2 separate regions of the Homo sapiens genome follow, and region 2 is linked to region 1. A link is an interaction called in ENCODE POLR2A ChIA-PET data of the cell type or tissue named here. Cell type or tissue: GM12878. All regions are shown on one strand. Each heading gives the region's core, and the rest is flanking DNA. Links, peaks and the distances in the headings are about the cores only. Region 1 overlaps AFG2A (AAA ATPase AFG2A). Region 2 overlaps AFG2A (AAA ATPase AFG2A).

Evidence for each region. ChIA-PET counts read pairs that join two places held together with the same protein. Peaks named below come from ENCODE experiments on the same cell type or tissue, not always from the same donor. Only the 100,000 strongest peaks of a DNase experiment are listed, where the experiment ranks them.
Region 2: POLR2A ChIA-PET joins it to region 1 with 9 read pairs; 2 of 35 experiments call an interaction of 5 or more read pairs at or near these places.

Annotation. Positions count from the first base shown.
Region 1 is chr4:123,012,931-123,029,335 of GRCh38, reverse strand. It overlaps AFG2A (AAA ATPase AFG2A), which reads right to left. Exons shown (of 16, transcript NM_145207.3): 11 at 941-1,150. It also overlaps the pseudogene COILP2. Among named protein-coding and RNA genes, the nearest start is that of AFG2A, 98 kb to the right of the region's middle. In GM12878, for the core only: no CTCF peak of the experiment used is centred there; no DNase peak of the experiment used is centred there.
Region 2 is chr4:123,253,622-123,270,026 of GRCh38, reverse strand. AFG2A (AAA ATPase AFG2A) reads right to left here. Exons shown (of 16, transcript NM_145207.3): 15 at 13,847-14,011. Among named protein-coding and RNA genes, the nearest start is that of SPRY1, 130 kb to the left of the region's middle. In GM12878, for the core only: no CTCF peak of the experiment used is centred there; a DNase peak (open chromatin) is centred at 10,586.

The DNA of each region.
Region 1 (16,405 bases), core at 7,350-12,349:
CTTTGGGAGGCCGAGGCAGGCGGATCATGAGGTCAGGAGATCAAGACCACAGTGAAACCTGTCTCTACTAAAAATACAAAAAATTTGCCAGGCACCTGTAGTCCCAGCTATTCGGGAGGCTGAGGCAGGAGAATGGCATGAACCTGGGAGGCGGAGCTTGCAGTGAGCCAAGATCACGCTAAAGAAAATGCATTCTGTTATGTAAAAAATTCCCTGGTAATATCAAAACAGATGATCATGTGCCTTTTCTGAAATGAATTGATAGTTAATCTATTTAGGTATATATTTTTGTGATACAGTCCACAGAAATGGATTTACAGTTTTATATGTGTGGATTAAGTATCTGGATATATCATAATGTTACATAAAATTAATATCTGGTCCTAAAGTAAGTGTACAACTACATATCATGAAAGATTATCTATCCCAGTTAATCGGGGCGAAGCAATGAACAAATAAAATGTGTGTGTGGTTCAGAATAAAAACAATGCACATATACTTTCTGAATGGAAAAGTATTTTTAAAGAATTTAGTGTACCATAACAAGTGTCTTGTTCATTTGAAAATTCTAGGTATGTAAATATTGAATTCACTGTCATGTTTATCTTTAAGTCCTGGTTAAGCAAAAGTCTATAATTAAAAATGTAGAAACAAACAAAAAAAAAGATTAGCTTCTGTTACACATGGATATAAGAAATACCAGAATCAAGAAACTAAATAAAGCAGTCTTCCCAATGTCTACCATGATTTGCTGATTACATGCACGAATTTATTTCTTATCACTCATCTCCCTATATTATATTGCCATCAACATCAAATAAAAAAAAAAGAATCACTGCTCCTTAAGATGCCTTTATTCGTTCTCCTAAAGGTAGGAGTCAGAGAATGGGGGTTGGGGGAGGCCAAGAGAGAGTAGCGATTAAAAAATTTAACACCCTACCTTTATAGCTAGAAAATTCAGTCCACTCTCATTGGCCAAAGCCTTTGCTATCATTGTTTTAGAGCACCCAGGTGGCCCATAGAGAAGAACTCCTTTAGGTGGCTGAATACCCATTCGAATGAAAGACTCTGGATGTTTTAAGGGCCATTCCACAGCCTGTTCCAACTTCAGTTTGATACTTTCCAGTCCTCCTATATCTGACCAGGATACCTGAAAAATAGAACATTTTCCAAATATAAGTTTTGCCAGGACAAACAGAGAACTAAAAAAAAATAAAAAACATATCATTAACAGAAGAACTGCAAAAAAGAATAGAACCATTTAAGAATCAGGAAAATCCTTTAAAAAATTCCAAGAATAACAAGAAGTAAATTAGGAGTACATAAAATGTGAACTGCATATTGTAAAAATACTAAAAAAAAAAAAATTCTGCTTGTAAGTCTCATATAAATAACTGTTTAAATGATTGAGCATATCGTAAAATCTAACCTTCTAGAAAGATTTAGAAGTTACGTTTCATCTGTCTGAAAGTGGTTTGAGTCAAGTCATCCAAGGTCTCATCTATATATCTAATTTCTTATACCTGTTTTTTAGCAAAACTACTTCCAAGCATATTTTTGTAGATCTTTATAGAACACACAATCATTTTTATCTTTAGCATATAAAGTATCCCCAAGGTTTTATTTTTCTCAACTAAGAAATACCCCCAGAACAAGACAGCTCTTTATATGTCTTAAGAATATACGTGTACCAGAAAACGTACACAAGAAATAGAATAATGAGACAGGAATCCATGCGTTAAAGAACTAACTATAACAACCAGTAACCATGAACAACCACAGTTCAACAGAAAGGATACTAAGTACAATAACAAACTGAAAAGGCCATTGGGAGTTCCCAGGAAGAAAAGACTACTTCTAGCTGGAAGACAAACGTAAAAGCCAACTCTCGAAGGATAGATGAGATTTGGAAATGCAAGAACAGGGAAATGGCTAGGTACAGGCCAAAAAGTGACAGAAAGCTCAGAAGGAAAGAAGTATAAAAAGGAAAAGAGAAAAAATATTTGAGGGAGGGAAATAAAGAAAAGTTGAAGTCATAGCATAGGGCCCTGAAGACCAGAGGAAGGAATTCAAGAGAATTCTTTGTACATTCTTGGAAGTCTTTGAAGTTTTTTAATCTAGAAAGCAATATGGTCTGAAATGTCCTTCTGGAAGATTTCTCTGACAAGATTCATCAGAGAGATCAATTAATGACATAAATATCAGAAAAAAAAACACACCTTGAGCTAGAGTAAACACATGCAGATACTGAAAACTCACTGGAAGGATACTTCAGAGCTATAATTGTGGGTTCTGGGAGTAGAAAAAGAAACAGGAAAAACTTAAAGCTACATTTGGAGAGGGGTGGTGAAACAAAATGGTATCTAGGGTAATATTCAGGATTCAGACTCGGACAAATGAGTAATTAAAAGTTACATGAAAAGAAATAAGGGAACATGTTTGGGAACTAAGGAATATGATGCATAAGGTGTCAACTGGGACTTGAATATAGTAGAAAAATATGGACTATGTGATGACTAATCAATCTATATGAATGGAAAGATTGGGGTCTGAGTGATGCATTCTCTATCCTTAATTTCTTTACAAGTATGTATAGACCCCATGTTGTAACGAATACTCCACCATAAATATAAATCCTTAACAAAAGTATTTCTTAGAGCACGTAAGGTCTCACACATAAAGTATATTACTCATATTGCTTTATAACATAAGTACAGTACAAATTTAAAAAACCACTTTCACTCTTCAAAATACCGCAGAAATCAACTCAATTCTGTTGTACAAATAATCCATATAACTTAAGCTAAACCAAGCTTGGCCAACCTTCAGTCCAACACAAATTGGTAAAGTCTGTTAAAATATTATGAGATTTTTTTGCAATTTTTTTTAGCTCATCACCTATCGTTCGTGTTAGTATTTTTTTTTAGTTCTATATGATTTTATTTAAAAATGTGTACAGCTGAAGGAGGGATCTGATCTTTTGTTAAAAGAAACCAATTTTCACAGTATATATTTGGCCACTTAAGCTTTGTAGTGAATAATAACAGAAAAGGAAGTTTCTGTTCAAATCCTCACTCCAGCACACTCAGCCAGGTGCTTGGCAAGATGACACATTTCCTGGTCTGAGGCTCACAGCCAACCCTCTCACCCAAGTGGAACACCAATCAATTCTCCTCCAGACAGACAGACAGACACACATACACACACACACACACACACACACACACACATACACATACACGAGGTCTTATTTTTACTGCTCTACACAGGGCCCTGAGAATCCTTAATTTTAAAGTTGGGAAAAACGTGAAAGGATTCCTTAACTCATTGTCTGTGACAAATCCAACTACCTTTTAACTCTTAACCATTGCCAAGTATAAAATACTTGAAATTTACGAGATGCTCCATTTAATGGGACAACTCAAATGCTATAAAATTAGGTCAAGTAACATGCTTTAATATTTTTAAATGTTACTTAAAACTTAATGAGACAAGATATGCAGCACATTCTTGGTATTATAAACTCCTACTGACAACTGCTGCTTGATGGTCAAAAACTTTTAAAAAAGAGAAGAAACCATACATATTGGTATACAACAACGTTTGCAGGGAATGTCATGTTTTACATTTTGTTAACTGAAATTGAACCTGACAAAAAAACCAAAGGTCTACAAAACCGACACCCATGTCATTTTAAATGATGAGGTAGATTGTTTCCTATGCAGTAAAGTGAAGATAACAAAAAAACCCATACAACTTTCAAATCCTCTTAAAAAAAAAAAGTTCAAGTTATAGTCACTTTCACAAACAAGACATTCATAAACTATAAGATGGAGCGGTCATATTCAGACAGGTTCTGTACTTGATGTGTTAATCGGAGATTCAATAATCAGTCTTGGATCAATCAACTCTCCCCAAAATACAGTGATCTTGCTCTCCTGCATCACAGCATACTCCACTACCTCGGTTCCATTTTCAATGTGATAAACCAAATCAAATTTCCCAGGTTCTCTCAAGGCAGGTAAGGATGAAAGAATTTCTGTATCTACTTGCTGTGTCTCTGGATTGTGGCTTAATATTTTTCCTTGTAATCAGAGACAACAGAAGAGTGTAACTGGATGTTAGTTCCAAAGATTAAATGCAATCTTTTCTCCAACTTGAGGGGCAGCTGTTAACAGCGGTAACAGACCATACAGTCCTTCTAGTGTGTCTCTACCGGATTCTGGAAAACAGTAGATGAATTTGTTACCACTTTATTTAATTGCTGTTGTCTCTGGTTGTCAGTGCTTCTATTTACAACACAGGAAACAGGATGCCCTTGTCCTCGACCTCTCCCCCGCATTCCCCGTCCCCTAGCTCCCTTCCAAGAAAAAAGGTTCTCTCCTCTACCCCATCCTCTTTCTAAACTGGGGAGAGACACACTGGGAGAAGGACCAGGAGCCTGTCTGCCACCATTTAACCCAGAACGCTTCCATCCAGTAGCACCTGCAGTCTGTGATGACAGCCCAGGGCCTGGACAACCTCTTCCTGCAAAAAGGCCTACTGTCTTTTAGAAATCCACAGCACACTCCGGGGTGCTCGATGACATCAAGCATTCACCTCTGACTCTGAACCAGAATCTGAACTAGAAGATGATGTTCCAGAGGTCTTGCCCTTGCTGGGGGTTAAGGCTAAAGCCAGATTTTGTAGCCAGTTTGTCTGCAGTTGTACTTTTGGTAGAGGGTCCTTCCTTTGATTACTTAGTTGGTAATTTCTCTGAGGAATTTCTGGCCTCCAAAGTGACTTTGCTGGGACCATCATGATTGATTCATGACAAGACTCAGACTCCGAGGAGGAACTGGGACTCTCGTTTGAGCAAACGCTTACACCACCTTTCCTTTTGGTTTTAACAAGGCTGTTTCTAGCAGAGCCTTTTGGAGAACTACATCTCTAATTGGCCCAGTCTTTTACTGCCTGTACTTTAGGTGACTTGGGATTCCTGGCCTTTTTTTCATATTCACATTTCTCCTTTTTCTTTGGTGATTTTTTTTTGGGGGGTCTGTTCGTTATCATCACCCGTTGTGCCACAGGTTGCTTTATTTTTTCTTTTGTTTCTTTTTTTTTTTTTTGCTTATAGTCTGATCTGTGACCGCTTTTCGTTCTAGATCCAAGACCTTCTCATTATTGTTATTGTACTCTTGCTTCTTCCAATGCTTCTTTGAATAGTTGTAATCTGGGTTAGTTTCTTCATCCTCCTCTAACTTAAATGCCCACTTCATTGCTTTTCTAAGTGATAAATGAGTACTGTCACCATTACTGATGACTACAGAATTCTCAGCAACTCCTCTCTCTTCTAATTTAACTCTGAGGCAGTCATTGTCTCTCATCAGGCATGCGCTCTCGGTGGGGGGCAGGAACCCCTGCTCCAGGTAGAGGCCTCGGAGGGCCCCCAGAACGGAAGCCAAATCGCTGGCGGATGAGACTAATGAGATCTGTGACAACTCGGCGCCTGTTCAAGTCAACCAGAAGCCAGGAAGGCCGTACAGTGCAGGGTAGCTGGCAGTGGGTAATCATATTGAAGCTGTAGCCTAACCGGCTCGGAGGCTGCCATCTTGCTCGGAGCCCGTGTTAGTATATTTTATGTGTGGCCCGAGACGATAATTCTTCCAATGTGGACAAGAGAAGCCAGAAGATTGGACAACTCTGAGCAAGACTGAATTTATATGACTATCAAGGCCTGTGTGGAAAAGGTAAATAATTTATTAAAATGTGCAACTCTCAAGATGTTTTTGCATGCCAACTCTCCTAGTGACAATGGCAAAGAAAGAGTTAGAAGGAAATATTATAGGTATAGGATACTCAGTTTCACTTCTGCATTTCATTACTAACTGGTGGAGGAAGTTCTTTCTCTCAATTTAGGAATCTCCAATCATAATAAACAAATATTCTACAGGCATTTCATTATTATTTTTTTCTTTTTTATTTGAACTTTTATTTTAGATTCAAGGAGTACATATGCAGTTTGTTACACAAGTATATTGTGTGACGCTGAGGTTTGGATTACAGTTGAACCCCTCACCCAGGTAGTGATCATGGGACTTCATCAAAGAGTTCTGAAAGGAGTTTTAACCCTTTTTTTTCCTTCCTTTTATTATTATTATTATCATTATTATTATACTTTAAGTTTTAGGGTACATGTGCACAATGTGCAGGTTAGTTACATATGTATACATGTGCCATGCTGGTGTGCTGCACCCATTAACTCATCATTTAGCATTAGGTATATCTCCTAATGCTATCCCTCCCCCCTCCCCCAACCCCACAACAGTCCCCAGTGTGTGATGTTCCCCTTCCTGTGTCCATGTGTTCTCATTGTTCAATTCCCATCTATGAGTGAGAACATGCGGTGTTTGGTTTTTTGTCCTTGAGATAGTTTACTGCGAATGATGATTTCCAATTTCATCCATGTCCCTACAAAGGACATGAACTCATCATTTTTTATGGCTGCATAGTATTCCATGGTGTATATGTGCCACATTTTCTTAATCCTGTCTATCATTGTTGGACATTTGGGTTGGTTCCAAGTTTTTGCTATTGTGAATAGTGCCACAATAAACATACGTGTGCATGTGTCTTTATAGCAGCATGATTTATAGTCCTTTGGGTATATACCCAGTAATGGGATGGCTGGGTCAAATGGTATTTCTAGTTCTAGATCCCTGAGGAATCGCCACACTGACTTCCACAATGGTTGAACTAGTTTACAGTCCCACCAACAGTGTAAAAGTGTTCCTATTTCTCCACATCCTCTCCAGCACCTGTTGTTTCCTGACTTTTTAATGATTGCCATTCTAACTGGTGTGAGATGGTATCTCATTGTGGTTTTGATTTGCATTTCTCTGATGGCCAGTGATGATGACCATTTTTTCATGTGTCTTTTGGCTGCATAAATGTCTTCTTTTGAGAAGTGTCTGTTCATATCCTTTGCCCACTTTTTGATGGGGTTGTTTGTTTTCTTGTAAATTTGTTTGGGTTCATTGTAGATTCTGGATATTAGTCCTTTGTCAGATGAGTAGGTTGCGAAAATTTTCTCCCATTCTGTAGGTTGCCTGTTCACTCTGATGGTAGTTTCTTTTGCTGTGCAGAAGCTCTTTAGTTTAATTAGATCCCATTTGTCAATTTTGGCTTTTGTTGCCATTGCTTTCGGTGTTTTAGACATGAAGTCCTTACCCATGCCTATGTCCTGAATGGTAATGCCTAGGTTTTCTTCTAGGGTTTTTATGGTTTTAGGTCTAACGTTTAAGTCTTTAATCCATCTTGAATTAATTTTTGTATAAGGCGTAAGGAAGGGATCCAGTTTCAGCTTTCTACATATGGCTAGCCAGTTTTCCCAGCACCATTTATTAAATAGGGAATCCCTTCCCCATTGCTTGTTTTTCTCAGGTTTGTCAAAGATCAGATAGTTGTAGATATGCGGCATTATTTCTGAGGGCTCTGTTCTGTTCCATTGATCTATATCTCTGTTTTGGTACCAGTACCATGCTGTTTTGGTTACTGGCATTCCATTATTATAGAGGTCCCCTCTCCTGGGCTGTTTAGGACTGCTGACTATATGGAGACTTTGTACTACTGGCATTTAACAGAAAAGATTAAAATAAATTAAATGATCTGACTTATTTTGAAGACAGGAAGAAATATAAGAAAATGCTCAAAGAGGAACATTTCTTTGTGGGATAATCTCTCTGTGAGACACACTGAGAGAGCTTTTATTTATTATGGAAGTTCTCTAAAATGTAAATGAAACACATCAATCAAGTGATTCTTATAGTCTATTAAGATCCATGTGTTCGTAGAAGGGCTATCATTAAAGAAGGAGTAGTGGGGTTTAAGAAGAGCAAGGAAGTAGACTTAATGGAAAGCAACACACAGTAACTGAAGTTCTATTTATATCTCAGATGGCAACAGTGAGCTATAAATTTAAGATTCTGGCTTCTTGGTGAAGACTGTTTGTCATGTAATTAGATATACCTTGTTGTCTTCCTAATAGGTAAGAATAAAAATCTTAAAAAGGGAAAAGGTAAAAAAAGAAAAAAAAAAAGCTCAAAGAGTCCATTTCAAAAATCATTAAAATTTTTTTTTAAAAAAAGCTTAAATAACTAGCTTGGGAAAGGTACCGTTACAAGTATGGAATATAAGAGGAAATGGATGATACAAAAAAGAAATGCAAAATCAAACTATGGGGGTAAAAAGCTCAACTCTCTACTAATCAAAGCCAAAACATCCAAATTAAAATAGTGAAAAGCTGTTTTCAGCTTATAAAATTAGCGAAGAGTAAAATATGGACTTCTCAAGGCCAGTGATAGACAATGAGTCAACACTGTCACACACTGGTAGAAGAAAAAAATCGTAATGTTTATTAAATGTACTTGGCAACATATTTTAGAAGTTCATACATTTTACCTAGTAATATTACTTCCTAGACTATCCTCCCAAAACAGTTCAGGAAATACAAAAAGATTTCTTCTTCAAAGATTCATGGCACAACACTCTGTATGACAGAAAATAACCTAGAAACAACCTCAATGCTAAACATCAAACAACTATTAAATGAATTATAGAATACTTAAAGAATGGACAATCATATAGAAATTAAATAAATTTTAGAAGATATTTTATATTTTCTGAAAATTTATGTAATAAAAAAGCAGAATATAAAGATTTTAATACATTATAATCCCAATTAAAACACACACACAGGTCAGGAGTTCAAGACCAGCCTGGCCAACGTGGTGAAACCCCGCCTCTACTAAAAATACAAAAATTAGCCAGGCATAGTGGCCGGCACCTGGAAACTCCGCTACTCGGGAGGCTGAGGCAAGGGAATCACTTGAACCAGGGAGGCGGAGGTTACACTGAGCCGAGATCGCGCCATTGAACTCCAGCCTGAACGCCAAGAGTGAAAGTCCGTCTCAGAAAAAAAAAAAAAACCACATACACATATATGTATTTTCAAAAATTGTTATTTTTAAAGTGATAGGAATACAAGCAATTTCTATATTATCCATAATAATTTTTGGTATTACGAAAATTTTCTACAGTGAAACTGCATTACTTTTATCATTTGACATACTCGTGTGTGTGTCTGTGTGCATGTGTGTGTGTGTGTTTGTGTTTGTATGTATATATAAAAGCATGAGGACAAGGAAGCAGACTAAGATCCTAGAAGCTGTGGTCAAGAAAAAAAGAAAAGCATGACGCAGATGGGGAGTTAAAAGGTTCAGCCAAAAACAAAAACAAAACTAAACAAAAAAAGCCTTGATGGGTGCCCAACGTTGTCAGGGAACCACCCATTCACCTAGTAGAACTAGGTGACAAAGTTAGAGAAATGACTGATTAACAAATCTAGGAAATTTTCTTAACCTAAGTTTCCTTTATTATTACAACTGTAATTCGTTTATTCTTTCCAACTATTGTACTGTGGCTAAAATTTACTACTGAAATAAATTCAATCAATTTTAAGAAATGTCTTCTATGTGCAGGATTTGTCCTAGAGACTGTAGGGGCACAAAGATGAGTGCAATAATGTCCAAAAAATCTGAAATCTAGAAAGAGAAATAAGAAAAGTATCCTAAAAGAGAGTCTCTAAATATATAAAATATCTGTCTTTACACAAATTAATACAAAAGCTACTGAAAAACAGCTTTATAATTCTCAAATAAGACAGTGAAGACAGATTTGAAAATTGCATACATGTAAGATGTCAAGTTTTTAGAATATAAAAATAGCAGCAATTCCCACCTTGTTGATTATGAGAATAGCAGATATAAGAAGTATAGCCTACAAGAAATTATAAAGAAGGATGTAAGAATTATCTGTATGCCAATACCTAAAAGTAATCCTTGTTAATATTTTGGTGTAGGACCTTCTAGCCTCTCCAAATGCAAACACACATGTGTGCATGTGTATGTATGGTTTAACATATTCACAATTTTACATTCTGATTCTTTTTAACTTCATACTTTTTTGATATAGTAAATATCTTCTAAAATTTAGAACTTGGTAAAAAAAAAAATGGTCTTGGGTTCAAATCTCAGACCCAGTACTTACTATGTGACTTTGGGTAATTTACTTCAACTCTCTAAACTTTTTCCTCTTCTATAATATGGGGATAATAAACCCTAAGGTCTCAGGATCACTGTGAGAATTAAACAGGAGAGCATATGTTAAATTAATTGTACTTTGCCTGGCATGTGGTAAATATTTAATAAATACTAGATACTTTATTTAAATGTCTGAGAGATGATTATAAAGTTTGTATTCTGGAGGACTACTGAAAAAGATAAGCCATTAAATTATCTTCATTTTTTTTTGTTCTGATCACTTTAAACTAAAGGCAAACCAATTTTGCATTTTGATTTTAGTACCTGAAAGCCAAAAAAATGATAACTCTTTCTATGGCTATGATAATAATTCACAAATAAATATGAATCAGCTTAAAAAGCCTGGCCAACATGGTGAAACCCCATCTCTACTAAAAATACAAAAAAAAAAAAAAATTAGCTGGGCGTGGTGGTGCATGCCAGTAATCCCAGCTACTCAAGAGGCTGAGGCAGGAGACTCGCTTGAACCTGGGAGGCGGAGGTTGCAGTGAGCCAAGAGCATGCCACTACACTCTAGCCTGGGTGACACAGCGAGACTCTGTCTCAAAAAAAAAAAGCTTATTATTACACAGAAGAGTTCTAAAGCATAGGAAGTCATGGGAAAAGTTAGTCTGTAGAGAAGGATAAACACTACCATGAAATCATAAAATCCTAGAACTAGAAGAGGAATTCAAAAGCTAGCTGTTTCACTATCCTACCTTCAGACAGTATATCATCTTTCAACACCTCTCATCTTTCAACAAATAGTACTTTATGCTTAAAATTGTTTTTAATTCTAGAACCTTCTTTTTAATAACTTACAATATATCATAACTACCGTAAAATTATTCCTACAATATAGTCTAAATTATTTTTACAATATAACCTAAATCATTCCTGATAATATTTGCATCCGATCTTATTTTGCCCTAATGAAAACAGTGAACAGCTGCTCACATATGGCTTTATAACTTTTTGAATTAAAGTCAGAAGTGCAAGAACAGCTGTCAAACAAGCACAGAGCAGTGAGATAAATTTCCCAAGGAACATGTCCCTGACAAACATCCTATAGTTAGTTCTTCCTAGCCAAACACCCCAAAACAAAATAAAACAACAACAACAAAAATTCAAACTGTACACCCATAGAAGCCAAGGAACTTGATGATCAGGTTAAAAATAAATAGAAAAAAAAATACTTTTATGGACAAATTCCAAGGCAGCAAAATAAAAATTAATGAACTGAGCTACAGACATTAGAAAAATTACTATGAGAGAGGAATTCCGTAGCTCCAGGGGCACTGACAATGTTTTTATACATCTATGAGTCAAGATCCTCTTGCTTGCTGGGTGCCAAGTTTTTTACCACCAGGGACAAAAATTCTTTTCAAAGTATTATTTTAGAGAAAATGCCATGACATTTTGTTTTTTCATGCTAACAACTCCCAGTGTAAGGACAAGAAGTCAGGCAGTCACAATTGGGCTGGCACCTGTTCCAAATTCTTTGTGGGGTCATACACTAACTTTTCAACAATGTTCAAAAGACACATATTTTGTTTAGAAATCATAAGTGTACCAAATTACTAAAGATACTGCATATTGCAGGAAAAAAAAGGTTGAGAAAACCAACCTCCAAGGTCAAGAACAATTATAAATTTCCAAATGCTTCTTTAATACAGATAAAGCAAGATTAGGAAGCAGTAACTGTTAAAATGTGTTCTTAGATCTAAATGAAAATAAGTAAAAGCCATTAGCTGTATATAGTGAAAAGCAAAAAAAAAAAAAAAAAAAAAAAAAAAAAAAAAATTTCCCATGCTGTAAAGACACATTCTATGAAGATTTAAAGAAAAAAAAAAAAAAAGAAGTCAAAAGTTCCAGTTTCACTATGGTGCCATAAGGCAACTATAGACTCTCTCCCGTTGATTAAAAAGAAAAATGTCAGCTCTCGCTCTCGCTCTCGCTCTCGCTCTCCCTCTCCCTCTCCCTTTCCCTCTCCCCCCTCTCCCTCTCTCTCTCCCTCTCCCTCTCCCTTTCCCTCTCCCCCCTCTCCCTCTCCCCTTCCCTCTCCCCCCTCTCCCTCTCCCCACGGTCTCCCTCTCCCTCTCTTTCCACAGTCTCCCACTGATGCCGAGCCGAAGCTGGACTGTACTGCTGCCATCTCGGCTCACTGCAGCCTCCCTGCCTGATTCTCCTGCCTCAGCCTGCCGAGGGCCTGCGATTGCAGGCGTGCGCCACCACGCCTGACTGGTTTTCGTATTTTTTTGGTGGAGACGGGGTTTCGCTGTGTTGGCCGGGCTGGTCTCCAGCTCCGAACTGCGAGTGATCCGCCAGCCTCGGCGTCCCGAGGTGCCGGGATTGCAGACGGAGTCTGGTTCACTCAGTGCTCAATGGTGCCCAGGCTGGAGTGCAGTGGCGTGATCTCAGCTCGCTACAACCTCCACCTCCCAGCCGCCTGCCTTGGCCTCCCAAAGTGCCAAGATTGCAGCCTCTGCCCGGCCGCCACCCCGTCTGGGAAGTGAGGAGCGTCTCTGCCTGGCCGCCCATCGTCTGGGACGTGAGGAGCCCCTCTGCCTGGCTACCCAGTCTGGAAAGTGAGGAGCGTCTCTGCCCGGCCGCCATCCCATCTAGGAAGTGAGGAGCACCTCTACCCGGCCGCCATCCCATCTAGGAAGTGAGGAGCGTCTCTGCCCAGCCGCCCATCGTCTAAGATGTGGGGAGCGCCTCTGCCCCGCCACCCCGTCTGGGATGTGAGGAGCACCTCTACCCGGCCGCGACCCCGTCTGGGAGGTGAGGAGCGTCTCTGCCCAGCCGCCCTGTCTGAGAAGTGAGGAGACCCTCCGCCTGGCAACCGCCCCATATGAGAAGTGAGGAGCCCCTCCACCCGGCAGCCACCCCGTCTAGGAAGTGAGGGGCGTCTCTGCCCGGCAGCCACCCCATCCGGGAGGGAGGTGGGGGTCAGCCCCTCTGCCCGGCCAGCCGCCCCGTCCGGGAGGGAGGTGGGGGGATCAGCCCCCTGCCCGGCCAGCCGCCCCGTCCGGGAGGGAGGTGGGGGGGTCAGCCCCTCGCCCGGCCAGCCACCCCGTCTGGGAGGTGAGGGGCGCCTCTGCCCGGCCGCCCCTACTGGGAAGTGAGGAGCCCCTCTGCCCGGCCAGCCGCCCCATCCGGGAAGGAAGTGGGGGGGTCAGCCCCCCGCCCAGCCAGCCGCCCCATCCAGGAGGAAGGTAGGGGGGTCAGCCCCCCGCCCGGCCAGCCGCCCCGTCCGGGAGGTGAGGGGCGCCTCTGCCCGGCCGCCCCTACTGGGAAGTGAGGAGCCCCTCTGCCCGGCCAGCCGCCCCGTCCGGGAGGGAGGTGGGGGGGTCAGCCCCCCGCCCGGCCAGCCGCCCCATCCGGGAGGGAGGTGGGGGGGTCAGCCCCCCACCCGAGCCGCCCGGTCCGGGAGGTGAGGGGCACCTCTGCCCGGCCGCCCCTACTGGGAAGTGAGGAGCCCCTCTGCCCAGCCACCACCCCATCTGGGAGGTGTACCCAACAGCTCATTGATAACGGGCCATGATGACAATGGCGGTTTTGTGGAACAGAAAGGGGAGAAAGGCGGGGAAAGGATTGAGAAATCGGATGGTTGCCATGTCTGTGTAGAAAGAGGTAGACACGGGAGACTTTTCATTTTGTTCTGTACTAAGAAAAATTCTTCTGCCTTGTGATCCTGTTGATCGGTGACCCTACCCCCAACCCTGTGCTCTCTGAAACATGTGCTGTGTCCACTCAGGGTTAAATGGAATAATGGTGGTGCAAGATGTGCTTTGTTAAACAGATGCTTGAAGGCAGCATGCTCGTTAAGAGTCATCACCACTCCCTAATCTCAAGTACCCAGGGACACAAACACTGCGGAAGGCCGCAGGGTCCTCTGCATAGGAAAACCAGAGACCTTTGTTCACTTGTTTATCTGCTGACCCTCCCTCCACTATTGTCCTATGACCCTGCCAAATCCCCCTCTGTGAGAAACACCCAAGAATGATCAATTAAAAAAAAAAAAAAAAGAAAGAAAAATGTCAGACAAAATACAAAAATCACTCGAGGACTCTGAAAACCAATGAAAAGCAGACAGATTGTGCAGACAAGTAAAAATGTGAAGTGCTATGCACAGGGTGAGTGGGAAGGGCTGAGTGTTCAAAGAGGTCTTTGCTTCTCTTTTCTCCCAGCCTTTCCCCTCTTTCTGTTTTATTTCCATTTTCCATAAGCAAGCTTAGGTTGAAAACATCTAACAATTTCACAGATGGGAGTACAGAAAGCTAAAAAACTAGATTAGAAAGAATATAAGAAACTATACACCAAAACTGGGCCACTAATTGCTCTTGATTTGTTGGGATTTGTTGCTCTTTAGTAAATAACATTGAGAACCTCACTAAACATATAATAGCTAAGAGGGCCAGATGTTCATAGATGTCATATTTAATAAGTAAAGACATTAAGATGGGAATTAGTCAAGTTTAAAAAATATAGGTATCTGAAAAAAACATGAAAAATATTATCAACTTAAAGGTAATTTTTTTTCAAACTGTATAGATTTCAATAATCAGTTTAATGGTTATATTAAAATCTTAGCTCAATTTCTAAAATATAATTACATTACAATCACACTTAGCACTGTCCTCAGATCTGGCTATGCATGAAGTCAAACCTTATAAATATAATAAATTATCCAAGTAACTTCCCTTAGATTACAAAAATGTATGTCTTAATTCACCTTAAAAATGGTTAACCATTTACACAATGAGCTTTTAAAAAACTACCTACTTTTGTCAGATGAACAAGTATAAGAAAAAAAACTCATAAAAAATGGAAACTTAAAAAAGTAACAAAAATTAAGACTCAGATATGACAACAGCATAAAACTCGCCTACAAAATTCTTCATACATCATGAAAATATTTTGCTTTTTCTAATTTACCAAATTCCTTGAATAACTTCCCTATAATCACCAGCAAATGCTTTGAATATTTAAGAAAACTGCTTAGTAACTCCTGCAATTCTTACCATGGCATAGCAGAACTGGGAAAGATAAAGGAATATGGAAAATATAGAAACTAAAAACAAGGAAACTAAAAACAGAGGGAAGACAGAGGGGATTCTACTGATTGACCCCTAAGCCCAGGAGCTAAGTATATGTTTAACAAGCTTCTTAAGTGAATTTTAAGTCAATCATATGGAATACTACATAACCAAATGACCCAAAACTAGAAGAAATCATTTTTAATAGTAAAAATGTTTAAATGAGTTTTGATTACTTTTCTTGATAATTTGAGGCATGAGTAATTAATAACTAAACTATTTTTTCTATATGTGTGTATGACTAGGACCTTCCTAACATAGTACCTTCTATATTACATATGTTTGGTGCTTGGTAAAGAAATAAATTAATAGGCAGACATATATTTATCTTGTATTATCTTACAAGTAAAACAACAGAAGGGGTAAAAGTGACAGAGGGACAAGCTGGTAGGAGGTTAAGATGGGCAATATAGAAAAAAGTTGGAGATTTGCTGCACCTACCAACCCATCATCTAGGTTTTAAGCCCCACATGCATTAGGTATTTGTCCTAATGCTCTCCCTTCCCTTGCCCCCCAACCCCGACAGGCCCTGGTGTGTGATGTTTCCCTCCCTGTGTCCATGTGTTCTCATTGTTCAACTCCCACTTATGAGTGAGAACATGCAGTGTTTGGTTTTCTGTTCCTGTGTTAGTTTGCTGAGAACCTGCACATTCTGTACACGTATCCTAGAACTTAAAGTAAAATAAAATAAAAATAAAGAAAAAAGTTGGAGAGTTAGTATTAAACCCATACATGTGGTCAGGTGAAAAAGGTTACCAATTGTCAGGCCTCTAAGCCCAAGCTAAGCCATCATATCCCCTGTGACCTGCACCTATATATACATCTAGATGGCCTGAAGTAACTGAAGAATCACAAAAGAAGTGAAAATGGCCTGTTCCTGCCTTAACTGATGACATTACCTTGTGAAATTCCTTCTCCTGGTTCATCCTGGCTCAAAAGCTCCCCCACTGAGCACCCTGTGACCCCCTGACCCCTGCCAGCCAGAGAACAACCCCCTTTGACTATAATTTTCCTTTACCTACCCAAATCCTATAAAACGGCCCCACCCCTATCTCCCTTTGCTGACTCTCTTTTCGGACTCAGCCCGCCGACACCCAGGTGAAATAAACAGCCTTGTTGCTCACACAAAGCCTGTTTGGTGGTGTCTTCACACAGACACGAGTGAAATTTGGTGCCGTGACTCGG
Region 2 (16,405 bases), core at 7,665-12,664, 240 kb before region 1:
TGGCCAACATGGTGAAACCACATCTCTACTAAAATACAAATAATTAGCCGGGCGTGGTGGCGGGCATATGTAGTCCCAGCCACTCCGGAGGCTGAGGCAGAAGAATCGCTTGAACCCGGGAGGCAGAGGTTGCCGTGAGCCGAGATGGTGCCACTGCACTCCAGCTTGGCGACAGAGCGAGACTCCATCTCAACAAAACAAAACAAACTATACATCTTTGAACAGCTTCTTTTACAAAGGTGACATCGGAAAAAGAAAAGATGCATTAAGGGGGACGAAGGATGTATTACAAGGAGCAGTTGAAATGCAGGTTCCCCCACCCAAAGTACAGTGCTATTTTGGTGCTTCATGTTTGTCTCAGCTCATACTTACAAGGGAAAAGAAACATGAGTTACTAATTTCAAACTTTAAAATGTCAGGAATGTAAAAACTAGAGGTTCCAATTTTTATTTGAAACCAAGGCAATGACTTTTCATTTAAAAGGAAACTAATATATTCAGATAGGTGCAAACTTGTCAAGATGGACTTTTAGTGTTCATTTCACAGATACACAGGTATACAACCCACTATGCAAGCCATGTCACAAGAATGTTTTGTTTCTGTGAGTTCATGAAACTAATGGGTACTCATGTTATGTTTCTGAGAAATAAGAATGAAGCCATGTGTTCAGCAGTGTTTTTGCTACAGTAACAGTTTTTAAACTGCTCTGTGGAATCTCCAAGGTGCCTCACAGGATGCAGCATGCCCGGGCAGGAGGAAGAGGCATGCAGGACAGGGACCCCACCAAAGTAGATCCAATATAATAGGCTTCCCACATACGGCTTTATTTGATGGAGGGGAAAGATTCTGCTATTAAAGTATTTCAGGAACTACACATTTGAAGTTTTAAAAATTATAGAAAACAGTAACACTGAATTCTAAAATAAAGCTTTCATGGAGAAACAGTTCTGGATTGGAATAAAGAGGTGAAAAGAATATATGATGGTTTCTTCAGACAATACTTTGCTTTTATAATTCCCAGTGTGGCTGATTCAATTTTCACCTACTAGTCTTTCTTATTATTTATTCTCAATTGAAAAATAGAGTCAAATAGTGACAACTTGATAAGAATGAATTTCCTTGCCAGATTTATAGAAAAGCTTAAAAATATCTTTTCCAGGATTTCTCTTTATTGCTCTGGGAATTCTCTTCACTATTCTCATGTGCTGAACGACCTGCTTCCTGGATCCCATGTTTTTTCCTTGTTTTTTTGGTGGAACACATTTACTAGTAACTTCCTAAAAAGACATGCATGAAGATAAACATGTTTTAGGTCTTGCATGTCTAAAATGAATTTATTCCATCTTCACATATGATTTCATGGTTTGGCTAGATATAGAACTCTAGGTTGGAAATAATTTCCCCTCAGAAATTTCAAGAATAGCTCTCCTGTCGTACAGCTTCTGCTGTTGATAAATTTGTGGCACTCCAAATTTTTAGTCCTTTGAATGTGATGGTTTGAGGCCAGACACTTGGTAGAGGCTTTCAATCTAGAAATTTAATGTTCAAATCTTGGAAAGAAGTCTTGATAGTTTTCTCTCTTCTGATTTCTTTGTTCCTTCTGAGACCTCTATTAGTCAGATGTTACCATGTCTACAATTCTCATCTCTTTGTCTTTTTGTTTGACTTTCTGGGAGACTTTCAACTTGATCATCCAATTCTTCCATTTATTTTTTATTTCTACCTGAATGTTTTACATTTTCAATTAAGGAACAATTGAGCCTTCTATTTTAGAGCTTCTGGTGCTTGTTTTGTGGCCATATTATTCTTGTCTCTCTTTTCATCTGCTCCCTAATTATGTCTATCCTCCCTGTGCTTGTTTTAGACTGTCTATTTTTAGCTTTTTTCAAATATTAGTGGTCCTTAGTTTTCAATTCATATTTAGGAAAGAGGCATCGAAATACCAATTGGAAACTGTGTGTGTCTATTAATATAAACATAAATTATATATTGATTGTCTAACATACTGGCATTAAGAAAGACAACATACACTCTTCATGGGTGATTAGCTTATAAGCCATGATCAGTTTAAATATAGGGATATATTTAAACATAGCTTTACAGACATACTCAGTTCAGATAGTGAGTCAACTGATTCTTCAAATACCTGTGTAAACTTATGTTTAGGCCCCTTGGAGTTCCTCAAGATGTATCACTACTTAGTAGCAGAAATAAAAGTTCAAAATAATACAGAACTTAGTTATATACTATTTTATGTCATAAAATATAGACAAGTTATTATAATGAAATCTTTTGATACTAATTTGTTTTTATCTAACAGTGTTTGACTTACGTTCTTTTACATATTCAGGCAAGAAATTTACCCTAGGCAAAGTAAATACAATTCTTGCTTTCAATCATAAAACCGCTCCTTAAGGATTCTTTCAAAGTGAATAAAAATATGCCAAAAGGCTAATTTTGCTGTCACTGAAAGATTGTCCTGTCCAAGTGCCAAAAGTAGTGTGACTTCATTTTGAAGGAAAAGGGAAAATATCTAATTTATGATGTGGAACTTCCACAATGGTAAAGTAGCATGTTTACTATACCTAAAGTTCTTTTGCTCCTAAACAGGGAAACTTTGCTATAAATATAAAAGCAAAACCCATTTTCCAGAATTTAATAGTAAATAGGGAGTGAGCTATTATTAAAGAACATCAGAAATAATCTTTGGAAATTTGAAACACAAATAAAATAAAAAGAGAAAACCCTATGAATCTAAATTCTTTCTACTTTTCTTTCTAGTCAGTCTAAGGCATGGTTAAATTCTGTTCTTCAGTTTCCAAAAACTAGTGGAGGGTTTCCTTAAGAACAAGGTAACCACTGCATTGCAGCTCTGAACAACCATTTTATAAAGTTTAATAACATTCTAATAGAATGACTTCTTTCAGAACTCTTCTCAGAATTATGGTCATTTGGGGATGAAGAACGAGAACATGTCAATTGTGTCTTTCATACACTGAATAACAGATATGTGGTGCTACTGTCCTCAGCATTAGACTTCTCAGCCTTATTACCTAAACACTGGGGTCCAATCCTAACTTCAAAGAAAGAGCAAAATAATGAGGTATGCTTATTTCCTAAACAATTATTCTAGTGGACACAGAAACCCTCAACTTTCTAAAGTTGGGTTACTATTTTTTTCTTTTTAATTAACAAGACATGTAAAAAAAGTTAGGAATAAGCTATAGGTGAGAAAGTAGCAATTAACTAAAGAATATGCCGAAATAGGGATATTACACAGGGAGTTTATAAAAAAACATTAGCTTTACACATTTGAAAGTGTAAAACATTAGCTTTACACATTTGAAAAGTAAAAAATAGTATACATCTTTAACAAGGAAAAAATAAAAATAGGATTACAGATGTTTATAAATATAAATCAGATGAAATAAATGCTGCATGTAAACTATGAAATATAGTTTAAAGAACACACCATTAAAACTAAAAACAAGACATATACATGAAACATTTATTATGAGTATTCATAAAATCTATGGCAACACAATGTGAAAAAATTAGGCAAATTGTAGATTTTTTAAACTAGATATCAAATTAAATTTGCTGATTATAACAAAATTTATTTACTGAGCACTTGTTATATGCTTACTAGGATAAGCACCTTATATAAATTATGTCATCTAATCTGGACAACTGTGAAGTTAAGGACCTCTCTTATCCTTATTTACATATGAATAAAAAGGTCACATAGCTAGGAAATGGAAGACTTGGCATTTGGGTTCACAGCTTTCTCATTCCATAACCCAGGGTACTTAACCATAATTCAATTTCATATAGTAAAAAGAGTTCCTAAAAGGAGAAACAGCTTTTACATGTGTATCTTTTCATATACAGATTAGGTTGTTATTAGAAATCAGCCTTCCATCACTTCAAATAACCAAACAAAAATAACTGTCACTATCAGAATCTATGCTACAGAGTTAACAGCATGCTTTGCACATCTCTTTTTTAACATCATAAGCTCCTCTCAGGTTAACAGAACCTAACCCCCACCTCCATTTTATCACTCTTCTGAAGATGAGGAAGCACAGATTAAATGGTTTATATAAAATATTGGAGAAAAAGAATGAGGAAATAGAGAGACTGAGAATTTGGAAGAAGAGAAATAAGGTGGAATGTTAAAATGCTCAAATCGGCATTATCATTGGCTTGAGTAATTCTCCACAGATACAGATTTACTCTGGATATCAGCCTTGGGGACTAGATTATCTGGTAGGTCCTGACTAACTTGTTCACTGGATATACTTCTTCCCTATAAAAAGGCTTCCATGTTTGGGTGTAAAAAGTTCTATTAAGTTTGTTGCTAACCAGCCTCTCATTCATATCCATTTCCTTTCTGACTAATACTTCTTGTAAACTCACAGCACTTTTAAATACCTGGCATAGAGTTAGCAATACAGGTATGGCAGCACAAGGTGTTCTGGAGTATGATTAGCTTTGGTGTAAACATCCTATCTAAAATAGCCTTCAGGTAAGCTGAATGTACTTTTGTTGCCAATTTAAGCAGAAGGTGAAGTTTGGAAATACAGAGAATCTCCATACACTGTAAGTACATTGTATCTCCATACATTGAAGTTTTAAAAATTGTTAAGTTAAAATGAACAATATTATAATTTTGCAACCTTCATTTATTTTCCCAACAAAGAGTTTAAGGAAAAAGTCGGCTGCTGTATATTTCCATTCTATAACGCTTTTTATCCAAGTATCCCCAAAATCATAGATAGTGAACTTGATTAGCTGTTCTTAAGGAAGTTGAAAAGCATAACAACCAAAGATCTCAGGGTAAAAAAATCACTAGGCCTTCAACTCTCTGAGCATGTAAAATTTTCTTTTCTACTTAGTGGAAAACTGTTAAAGTTTGCTAAGGAGAATTTTATTAAAATCCAAGTTCTGTGCACTGTCAGAGTCATTTAAGGTCCCCATTCTTCTGGTGCCATAATTAATATCTTTTGGCCACAGAAGAAAATATTTAGAGGCATTGACTAAGATCCCAAGATCCCAGCTTTCTGGACAGACTGTAAGAGAAGCATAACCATACTACATATCCCTGGAGGTCCAATCCCTAAGGGATTCCTTATACAATTAATTTAATTTATGACAGGTATATAACCACACAGATTTTTAACACTTGAAAGGATTATAAAAAGACCATCTTCCTATCCCCTTATTACAAGATGAAAGTGAGTTCTACAAATGATAAATGATTTGGCTAAACTCATATTGTTCTAGGTGGCCATGATGGGTCTTGGCTTTTACCAAATTTCTTCACTTAGCATGTAGATCATAAAATGCTGAAGAAGGGAAAAGGGGAGTGGTACAGGACTAGCTCAAAAGTTACAGTCCTAAATATCTACTTTTAGCACATGCTGATTTTTGCTCTGAAAGATCCCTTCATAATTCATTTACAACAGAGAGCCATATTTTAGCCACTAAACAGGTGCAGAGATTGTGCTTTTGTCCTTAGAGTTTATATTCAAAGTTACATAATATGGCTCAGAGGATATAATCCACCTTACTTTTAATATTCTAGCAATTTACAACAAGTGCTGTACCTCATGGCAGGTTAAAGTTTGCACAAAAGACCTTTTATTATTATTTTCATTTTTTATTTCAATAGGTTTTTGGGGAACACATGGTGTTTGGTTACATAGATAAGTTCTTTAGTGGTGATTTCTGAGATTTTGGTGCACTCATCACCCAAGCAGTGTACACTGTACCCAATGTGTAGTCTTTTATCCCTCACTCCCCTCACACCCTTTCCCCCAAGTCCCCAGAGTCCACTGTATCATTCTTATGCCTTTGCATACTCATAGCTTTGCTCCCACTTATGAGTAAGAACATAAGATGTTTGGGTTTCTGTTTCTGAGTTACTTCACTTAGAATAATGGTTGCCAATTCCATCCAGGTTGCTGCGAATGCCATTATTTCGTTCCTTTTTATGGCTAAGTAGTATTCCATGGTGTATATATATGCCACAATTTCTGTATCCACTTGTTGATTGATGGGCATTTGGGCTGGTTCCATATTTTTGTAATTGTGAATTGTGCTGCTATAAACATGCATGTGTAAGTATCTTTTTCATATAATGACTTATTTCCTCTGGGTAGATACTAGCAGTGGGATTGCTGGATCAAATGGTAGTTCTACTTTTAGTTCTTTAAGGAATCTCTACACTGTTTTCCATAGTGATTGTACTAGTTTACATTCCCACCAGCAGTGTAACGATGTCCCCTTTTTAGCACATCCACGCCAACATCTATTATTTTTTGATTTTTTGATTATGGCTATTCTTATAGGAATAAAGTGGTATTGCACTGTGGTTTTGATTTGCATTTTCCTGATCATTAGTGATGCTATTTTTTCATATGTTTGTTGGCCATTTCTGTATCTTCTACAAAAGACATCTTTAATAGTCCCAATTTATTTTTATCCAAGGGCTCATGAGGTAAATGTTAAAGTTACAGAAAGTAGTTTATATATTTGAGATGTAAAATCTCCATTTGTTTATTTAGTGACAATAACTCTATATAAGGTGCTATGCTAGGCATTGTGAGGGAGATAAAGGTGGAGAAGACAAAAATAAGACACCTTGTACAGATGTAAAGCTTGTATCTACAAAAGGGTGCCCAGCCAAGGGGGGCAAATAGGGGCTGAAATGTTGCTCATGCTCTGACAAGCTTTTTGCTGTAACAAAAAGCTGTCACCAAGTGGGGTGAAGGAACACCTTTTTCTAATTCGTGTAATGGTGCTTGGAAGGCTAGCTAGTGGTGGCTTTGGACACAAATGCCACAAATCTTTCAATAATACAAATCTGACCACAACAGTGATCACATTTTTCAATGGTTTTCCATTGCTGAAAGGAGAAAAGCAAGTTCGGATGATATTCAAGTTCCTTCATATTTAAGTCTGACCTACTTTTTCTGCTTCATCCCCTACTACTTCTACATGAAGACTCTTTCTGCCAATCATATTCAAACTTTAACTGATTTTAGACCACACCATGTTCTTTCATTCATCTCTGCCTTTCCATCTGCCCATCAAAACTCAGAAAAAAATTCTTCTGGGTATCATCTATCTCATTTAATCCCAGGTAGTGTGAGTTACTCCTCCTCCTTTCTCCTATAGCATTCTGCACATCAGTAGATCATGCCACATAAATACATTATATAAAACTTCGTTGTTTATACTTTTCATTCTAAATTGCAAACATTATTCACAATACCTAGGAAATAAAAGAAATTAATTGATAAAAACAAGGTTCCTAACTTTAGGTAGCTTATACTTTTTTGGAGAAGATGAAAACAAGGTAGGTAAAGACAATTACTGTAAGAGAAAAAGGTATAAAAATGGTACAGATGTTTCATAACTGCTGTTTAGTTTGCTAAGTCACTATTCACAGGAATTGACAAACTTTTATCAAATATTCAGAGACGTCAAAGGGAACTATGAAAGTTTCAAAGAACGTTGTGTTGACACAGAGGCATTAGGAGATCGTGGAGTCCTTCAAGTGGAACTGAGAGACCTGGTTTCTGGTCCCAGGTTTGTCACTTATTTGCTGTGGGATCTCAGACAAGCCAATTTCTTTTGCTTGACTTTAGTTCTTTCGCTACAGCACTGCTCTCATAGAGTTAGGGTACTCAAATAGATAATGTATATGAAAATATGATTAAAACTAGAAAGTGCCACTTCAGCAAATGTTAAAACTGACATTTTTGGTTGGTAAAATGACTTAGAATCAATACATAAATGTACCACCCATCTAATATTAATGCCCACCGAGTGTGTGTGAGACAGCTGTTTTGCCAGACTTTAAGAAGTACAAGAACTGATCTCTGCCCTAGAGAATCTGTGTTTGGGGAGATGAGGCAGCTGCTCATATTAAAATATCTACAGAGGCCAGACACAGTGGCTCAGGCCTGTAATCCCAACACTTTAGGAGGCTGAGATAGGAGGATTGCTTGAGGCCAGGAGTTTAAGACCAGGCTGGGCAACATGACAATGTCTACAAATTTTTTTAAAAAAATTAGCTGGGCACAGTGGCATGCACCTCTATTCTGAGCTACTCAGGAGGCTTGGGCAGGAGGACCACTTGAGCCCAGGAGTTCAAAGTTGCAGTAAGGTATGATCATGACACTGCACTCCAGCCTGGGCAATAGAATGAGACCCTGTCTCTAAAAAAATAAAATAACTACAAAATATGGTAACAGCTAAACAAGGAAAACAAAAATAAGTGTAAAAGAGTACAAAAGAATAGGCTATTTATTGGTGGGGTGGTCATTATGGTTTAATGACAAAGTAGTTATTTCAGTAGGTCGTGTAAGGAAAGAATATAGTTGTCCCTTGGTATCCAAGGGCAATTGGTTCCAGGAGCCCCTTAGATACCAAAATCCAAGGATGCTGAAGTCCCTTATATAAAATGGCATAGTATTTGCATATAACCTGTGCACATCCTCTTGTATACATCATCTCTAGATTACTTATGACAACTGACATAATGTAAATGCTATATAGTTGTCATGCTATATTTTCAAATTTGTACTTTTTGTTGTTGTATTGTTATTTTTTGTTGCTTTTTTCTGATATTTTCTATTCCCAGTTGGTTGAATTTGCAGATGGAACTTGCAGATACAGAGCACTGAGTATTTTGAAATTCTGGGGCACAGATACAGAATTTTAGTGTAAAGACACAAGGAAGAATAGAGAGATAGCAAAGAAGATCTCAAATATAGTAGACTACTTGGTGATAGCAGCATGTTTTCATAGGGCAGTTTCTGATTAGGCAGGAAAAGTAGGTTGCAGACAGTCCATAGCAGCAGTCCCCAACATTTTTGGGACCAGGGACTGGTTTTGTGGAAGACAATTTTTCCACAAATGGGGTGGGGGGATGGTTTCGGAATGAAACTGTTCTCAGGCGTTAGATTCTCATAGGGAGCACACAACCTAGATCCCTCGCACGCATAGTTCACAATAGGGTTCGTGCTCCTATGAGAGTCTAATGCCACTGCTGATCTAACAGGAGGCAGAACTCAGGCAGTAATGCTCACTTGTCTGCCACTCACTCATGCTATGCAGTACTGGTGCTGGTCCGTGGCCAGGAGGTTGGGGACCCCTGGTCTGTAGGAGAGTGCTAAGTACTGTGCTGCTCTGCTTCACTTTGGAGACAAGTACACTGCTGCTAGCTGCTTTCTAACAATAATAAGTAGAGCGCTTAAGACCAGGTCAAATGGTCCTTCCTTAGAATCCTTATTCCTATCTCACATGTGTTGTTTGACTGGTCAGATGAACAATCTATGCCAGATTCTAATACAATGACTGATATTTTAGTTTGGGGAATACTATCACAAGAGATTTCACATAAGAAGAGTACAGACATTTTAAGTGGCTATAATTGCTCCTTCTGTTTTCACTGTGTGGGAGAAAAAGAGATGTCAGAAAAAACGTTAATCAGTGAGACAGAAAAGTAATTTAAGGCTCTCCTTTTATTAGCTATAATAGCTCAAGCATAGTGAATAGGACCCTTCTTGAATTAATGAGGCAAACTAGAAGGTGATTTTTTAAATGTCAAGCTGGCATGAAGATCTTGTGCTATTATTAGACCCAGGAAGGCATAGACTACAAAACAGAATTCAGGGCATGACAGATCATTTAAAAATAAAACAAACAGACTAAGTTTACATGAAGTTAAAGCTTTTTGAAAACTCAGTGTGAAATGTATTTAACTCTAATGAATTGCTTTAAAAAGATCTTCTAGAGCTACATTCATAAGATTGCAATAAAAAAACCACTATAGTAAGCAAATTTTTACATTTTAAAGAAAAGAAGGTGTTTTTTTTGCTCCTGACTGCCACATCATGAGTTGCATGCCTGCTCCCAGGAAGGGCCTGTCCCAATCGGCTCCTCCCTGTCACTGCAGTGTCCCCACTTGGCTGAAGCTGGCCTCTGAAGATGTAAGGGAGGAGATTTACAAACTGGCCAAGAAGGGCCTGACTCCCTCACAAATTGGTGATCCCAAGGGATTCACTGAAAGGAGGATAATATCCAAATTCAAATAAAAATTCAACCCCAATTTTACAGATATCAGTCTTTGGCCTATGTCAGCAAATTCTGATACACAGAAGAAATTATGCATCTTACTCATCACCTGTGTTCCCAAGCATAGGGCATATGGGGTAATGAGCCCAGTTATTGCTTTTTTTTGTAAATATATTTGTGACAGTTGATTTTCTGTTACAGATAAAACTCTTCCAAAAGTAACCAGGATAATTTGATAAAAGATAAATGAATAAATGAGGTGGAATTGCTACAAATAACTTAAAAAACAAAAATCAGAGCAAAAGAAAACAATAGTGATAACCAAAAAGACTTACTTCCTCCTGAGAGAAATTCCCTTCTGCTTTTAAATGGCACATGTTTTTTCATTAACTGACAGCTACAGTCAAGAAGCCAGGACAATGAGGGCCATAGCCACAGGGACAATGAGTGGCAGGTGGCAGAGATGGCTAAAAGACGCAACCTGCTTCAGTCTCCCCTCAGAGGCTGCTCCCTAACGGCTGTATTCCCCTTCCAGCTGGTGACAGACTTCCTCTTGAGAGCCTCCTGAGGCTTACAAAAGTGTTTCAATTCTCTGTATACCCTCTCCACGAAGGAAAAATGGAGTAACTTTGACCAGAAGGAGCTATTTCAAACACTGAGCTGGTCTAAGCTTTCATAGAACAATGCTGATTGGGCAAAATAAATAACCAAGTGAAAAGAAAATAATTTTTTAAAGTAACCTCTTCTCATCCCTGCCATTAAAAGTACCAGTGGTGGGCACAGAGGCTCATGCCTGTAATCCCAGCACTTTGGGAGGCCAAGGTGGGCGGATCACCTGAGGTCAGGAGTTCAAGACCAGCCTGGCCAATGTGGTGAAACCCTGTCTCTAATAAAAATACAAAAATTAGCTGGGCGTGGTGGTGGGTGCCTGTAATCCCAGCGACTTGGGAGGCTGAGGCAGGAGAATTGCTTGAACCCGGGAGGCGGAGGTTGCAGTGAGCCAAGATCGTGCCACTGCACTCCAGCCTGGGATACAAGGGCGAAACTCTGTCTCAAAAAAAAAAAAAAAAAAAAAAAAAGTACCAGTATCATTTCCATCTTAATCATCCTCTACAACTTTTTCACTAAAAATAAAAAATGCTCACTACACTTCAACATTTTGTTTCTAAAAAACAATTAGAGTGCCAGGAAATTCCTCGTCTCTGGCTTTCCTGCCCAAATTCTTGTTCATATAGCTAATAGTATACACTTAAATAAAATTAATTTTATATAATCTTGAATATAATATACTATTCTCTTGTGAGGACAATAAATTGATAGTAGTTTCATTTTTATACCCAAAGTGGCCAAAGAGACACTCCAACTCTGAGAAAATGGCTGTGTCTACAGCAGGGAGTTAGAGGGCTCCTCTTGTAACAAATGAGAACTGAAGTCTATTTTTCCTAAATCTAATTTAAAAATCTTTTTTCCCCACAGTTTATCAAGTGCTTGTTAAACACACACCATGTAGAAGGTTCTGTGTGAAGACAGAGAAACAGAGAGAGAGAAATGAAACCTTTTATCTTAAGCATTACTTAACGTCTCCTAAATCTCCTGTTTATTAACTTTAAGACTTTTAAAGAAATAATAATTTTCCTAAAACAACTGTGTGAACTGCCTACCTATTCAGACCAAAACAAAACAAAACAAAAACCCTCAACAGGGAACAAACCTGCCTCATCTAAATTAGAAACCACAGAACTACTAAGATGTAGCTGTTAGCAAAATTTCTATGAAGTTGTAATAATATACTAATTATAAATAGGACCACAATGGGATGCCCTCCCCAATCCAAGCATTATGGAACACAACAATATAATTTGAGGAAAGATAGAATTTTCTGCTACTTTTCCTGTGACGATTTTCAGAAGATCTCATATAAAAATTAATCATAAATGTGCTTACATGTTAGATTAAATAAGAAGTGCACTACATAAGAATTAGCAAGCCAGTACAATAATTGCTGGCACCAAATGAGGTTTTTTTCCTTTTAGCCAGATAGAATCTCACTGGGTTTTATTTTTGTTTTGCACTTCGATGTTACTACCATGAATTACTTCAAAGTGAGAAAGGCATATTTATATCTTGCTAACTGCTCTTCTAGTTTACTCGGCTCAAGTGAGAGATTTATGGTTTCTTCGTCTTCCTCTTGCTGTTTCCTGCAAATTGCCATATCATCATACAAGATGCCAGCCCTCGTCTCAAATCAAAAACTGAATTCTAGAAATGTTGGAGCAGTCAGTTAACCATAACTGTATGTTCATTTTAACTTTATGGATGGTCATAAAGATCACTGTTTCAGAGGAGTTAAAGGTGAGCGCACTTCAACTGCTTCTCAAGCTACTTTCCACATGGCTTTTTATTCCAGTGGACTTGAAAAATATAAAGGAGGAAAATCAAATACAAATACTCCTCAACTTATGATGGGGCTATGTCCTGGTAAACCCATCATCAGTTGAATATGTCTAAGTCAAAAATGCATATATGTTTTTGACTTACGATATTTTCAACTTGTTATTTTCAACTTAAGATGGATTTATCCAGATGTAGCTGTATTGTAAGTTGAGGAGTGTACTGAGTGTGTACCACTTTTGCACCATTGTAAAGCCCCAAAATCTTAAGTCAAACTGTCATAAGTTGGGGACTGTCTATATCTATATCTATGGTTCTTGGGGCAAAACAATGAATAGATCTGGGATTTATTTTGGTTGTTGTTATTAGCTATGACTGCATGATACACTAAGTTCAGTTCCAAATAGACTCTCGGAGTACCACTAATGATCTGTCATATGGTAATCTCTTCGGTGTTTACATAAGACGAATGAAAACAATAGCAAGCAAAACAGAATGTGGAGTCCTAGCCTACTGAGTAATTCAGAATAAAAATAATCTGTAACCTTGTACTTAAAAAAATATTAATCTCCCATTAAAAGTCTACATCATTGGTGTGACAGATGCTATTTCTGTGTCGAGGTACATAGTTGGTCCTTTCCTTAAGAAATGCAGCTAGAAAAGTTGCAGAATTATTTCATGGAATTTTATTTGGTAAATAAAAATAGCATAAGTAAAGAGTTGGTAAGGAGAGAAAAAATGTTAATCTGCCATACATAAAAGTCATTTTCATATTTTCACAGAGGTCTTGCTGTTCTTGTCAAGAGTTTATCTTCAGAGGTAAGGGCAGATGGTCCCTTTTACTGTGAGAGAATGTTTAATACAAAATTAGACTGAGATAACTTGCCAAAATGACAAAAAGATGATAATGATACAATCTGTTTGCTTTGCCCTTTATACTCATGATATCCTAATTTTATTTCTATGCTCTCCATGAGGAAACAGGAGGGAAGGTAGTAGTATCATTTCCATTTGATGGGTAAAGAACGCAAAGTTAGAGAAGTGTGTGATTGGTTAGAAACTGCTGTATTAAGAAGCCCAGTGGAAGAATCTACTTCTAGTCTAGTGTTCTTCTCACTATATTATGCTATTCCTCTGAAGACTACATTTTGAGAAATAATAGGAGCAAGTAAAAAACAATTGTGATATAATAGAAGCCACGTAAAGTGCAATTTAACTTAGTGACTATGTCATGTACTGCACTTCCTGTTTCAAGATTTCTTAGTATGGTCATTTAAAACACCTCAGGGCAAGCAATTTATTTTGCTTAATGACCCTGAGCCACCGCTTTCCTCCCACTAAGGTATTTTGAAGGGAACTATCTTACCTCTGCTCCTGAGTATGCGTCGGTTTGAAGGATGAGTTCATCCAGGTCAACTTCATTACTGACAGGCATGGAGTGAAACTGCAGCTTAAATATTTCCCTTCTTGTTGCTGCATCCGGTAAAGGCACATAGATGATTCTATCAATTCTTCCAGGCCGCATCAAAGCCTATAAAGAAAATGAGGCAACATGAATTAACTGGGCTCAGAACTGACATTCCATCTCAAAGATACCTAGGGAAAGATGTCTGGAATTTCACGAACAATCCACTATTATTCGTAATTGGTAAATAAAACAAGTACCAGAGATTCCATAATCTATGTCACCGATACAAACAATGTCAAGAGTACTTTTGAAAATAGAAGGCTGGGCGCGGTGGCTCACGCCTGTAATCCCAGCACTTTGGGATGCTGAGGTGGGTGGAGCAGGAGGTCTCTGTCTCAAAAAAAAAAAAAAAAAAAAAAAATAGAAAAGCAGTACTTATGGGAGGTTTGCCCTTCTCAGCAATTATCAGGTGAATAAAAGATGACTATTCTCTTTTCAAAAATGTGCAAATAATTTGCACTCATTATATCAAAAGGAATTTTTTTTGTAACTTCCTTAAATAACTACTAAAATATGGTTTAAGGACAGGTATGGTGGCTCACGCCTATAATCCCAGCACTTGGTGTTTTTTTTTTTTTCTTTTTGAGACAGAGTCTCACTCTGCCACCCAGGCTGGAGTGCAGTGGCGCAGTCTCAGCTCACTGCAAGATTCTCCTGCCTCAGCCTCCCTAGTGGCTGGGACTACAGGCACATGCCACCACACCTGGCTAATTTTTAGTAGAGACGGGGTTTCACCATGTTGGCCAGGCTTGTCTCGAACTCCTGACCTCAGGCGTTCGATCTGCCTGCCTTGGTCTCCCAGAGTGCTGGGATTACAGGCGTGAGCCACGGTGCCCGGCCAATCCCAGCACTTTGGAAGGGCAAGGAGGGCAGACTGCTTGAGTCCAGGAGTTCGAGACCAGCCTGGGCAACATGACAAAACGACATCTCTACAAAAAAATACAAAAATTAGCTGGGCACGGTGGTGCATGCCTGTAGTCCCAGCCACTCAGGAGGCTAAGGTGAGAGGATCACTTGAGCCCAGGAGGCGGAGGTTGCAGTAAACCAAGATAGCACTACTGCACTCCAGTCTGGGTGACAGAATAAGACTCCATTTAAAAAAAAAAATCTGTAGCCATATATATATATCTGTATCTATATCTGAGTTAAGCTGTTAGCTGTTTCAGAGATCCCTCAAAATAGCAGAGTTCTAATAAAAGAATAGTTCTAGAGCTGAATGCAGTCAAATGAGCCTTCTTAATATTTTACTAGAGGCTAATGCCTACATTATTTTACAACTAATGGATTCACTTATTCAGAAAAATTTGGTGAGCATGTATTACATCCCAGACATTGCTCTTGGTAATAGGAGAAAGCATGAATAAGATGTGTACAATTGACTATGGTGATGGTTATACATATGTGTGAATATACTAAAAATCAATGAATTAAATATTTCAAATAGTGAATTTTATGGTATGTGAATTATCTCAAAGTGGTTAAAAAGAGGTATGTGTCTAAATCTCTCTCTGTGTGTATCTACAGAGGCAATGTGGCAACTTTTAGCAACTTCTAAAAAGAACAAATTGGAAAAATTTACACTACTTGACTTCAAAACTTATAATGCTAAAGAAACAAGATAGTGTGAGAGTATCTAGAGGATAAAGATACGGATAAATAAAATAGAAAAAGGAAGTCCATACTGATTTTAAGGCACTCAAAAAGGAAATTATCTTAAGAAATGGTACTGTGAATACTAGAAATCCATATGAAAAAAATGAACATTGACCCTTACCTCACACCATACTGAAAAATAAACTTGAAATGTATGAGCTAAAACTACAAAACTTCTAGAAGTATAAAAGAAAAACATGGACAAACTGGTCTTTACAAAAATCAAAACAAAATTTCTCTTCAAAAGGTACCTTTAAGAAAACGAAAAGACAGGTCACAGACTGGGATAAAATATTCACAATATGCATATTTGCAAAGGGCTTGTATCCAAAATATATAAAGAATCCTCATAATTCAATAATAAGAAAATAACCCAAAGTAACTGGACTAAAAATTTGAACATACTTGCTAACCACACAGCTTCCTTTGTGAGGTAAGTATGTGAAAAGATACTTAACATCATTAGTTATCAGATCAATGCAAATTTAAGCCACAATGAGATACCATTACATTATAAGAATGATGAAAATTAAAGACACTAACAATACCAAAGACCGATCAAGGACATGGAGCAACTAGAAATTACATACACTGTTAATGGGAATATAAAATAGAACAACCACTTTGGAAAGCTATTTGTCAGCTTCTTAAGAAGTTAAACCCACCACATCATAACAACCCAATTATTGTGAAATAATCTAGGTAGTTACCTAAGAAGAAAAAACCCATATCTACACAAAGACTTGTATATGGAAGTTCACAAATTTTATTTTTTTGAGACAGAGTCTCACTCTGTCACCCAGG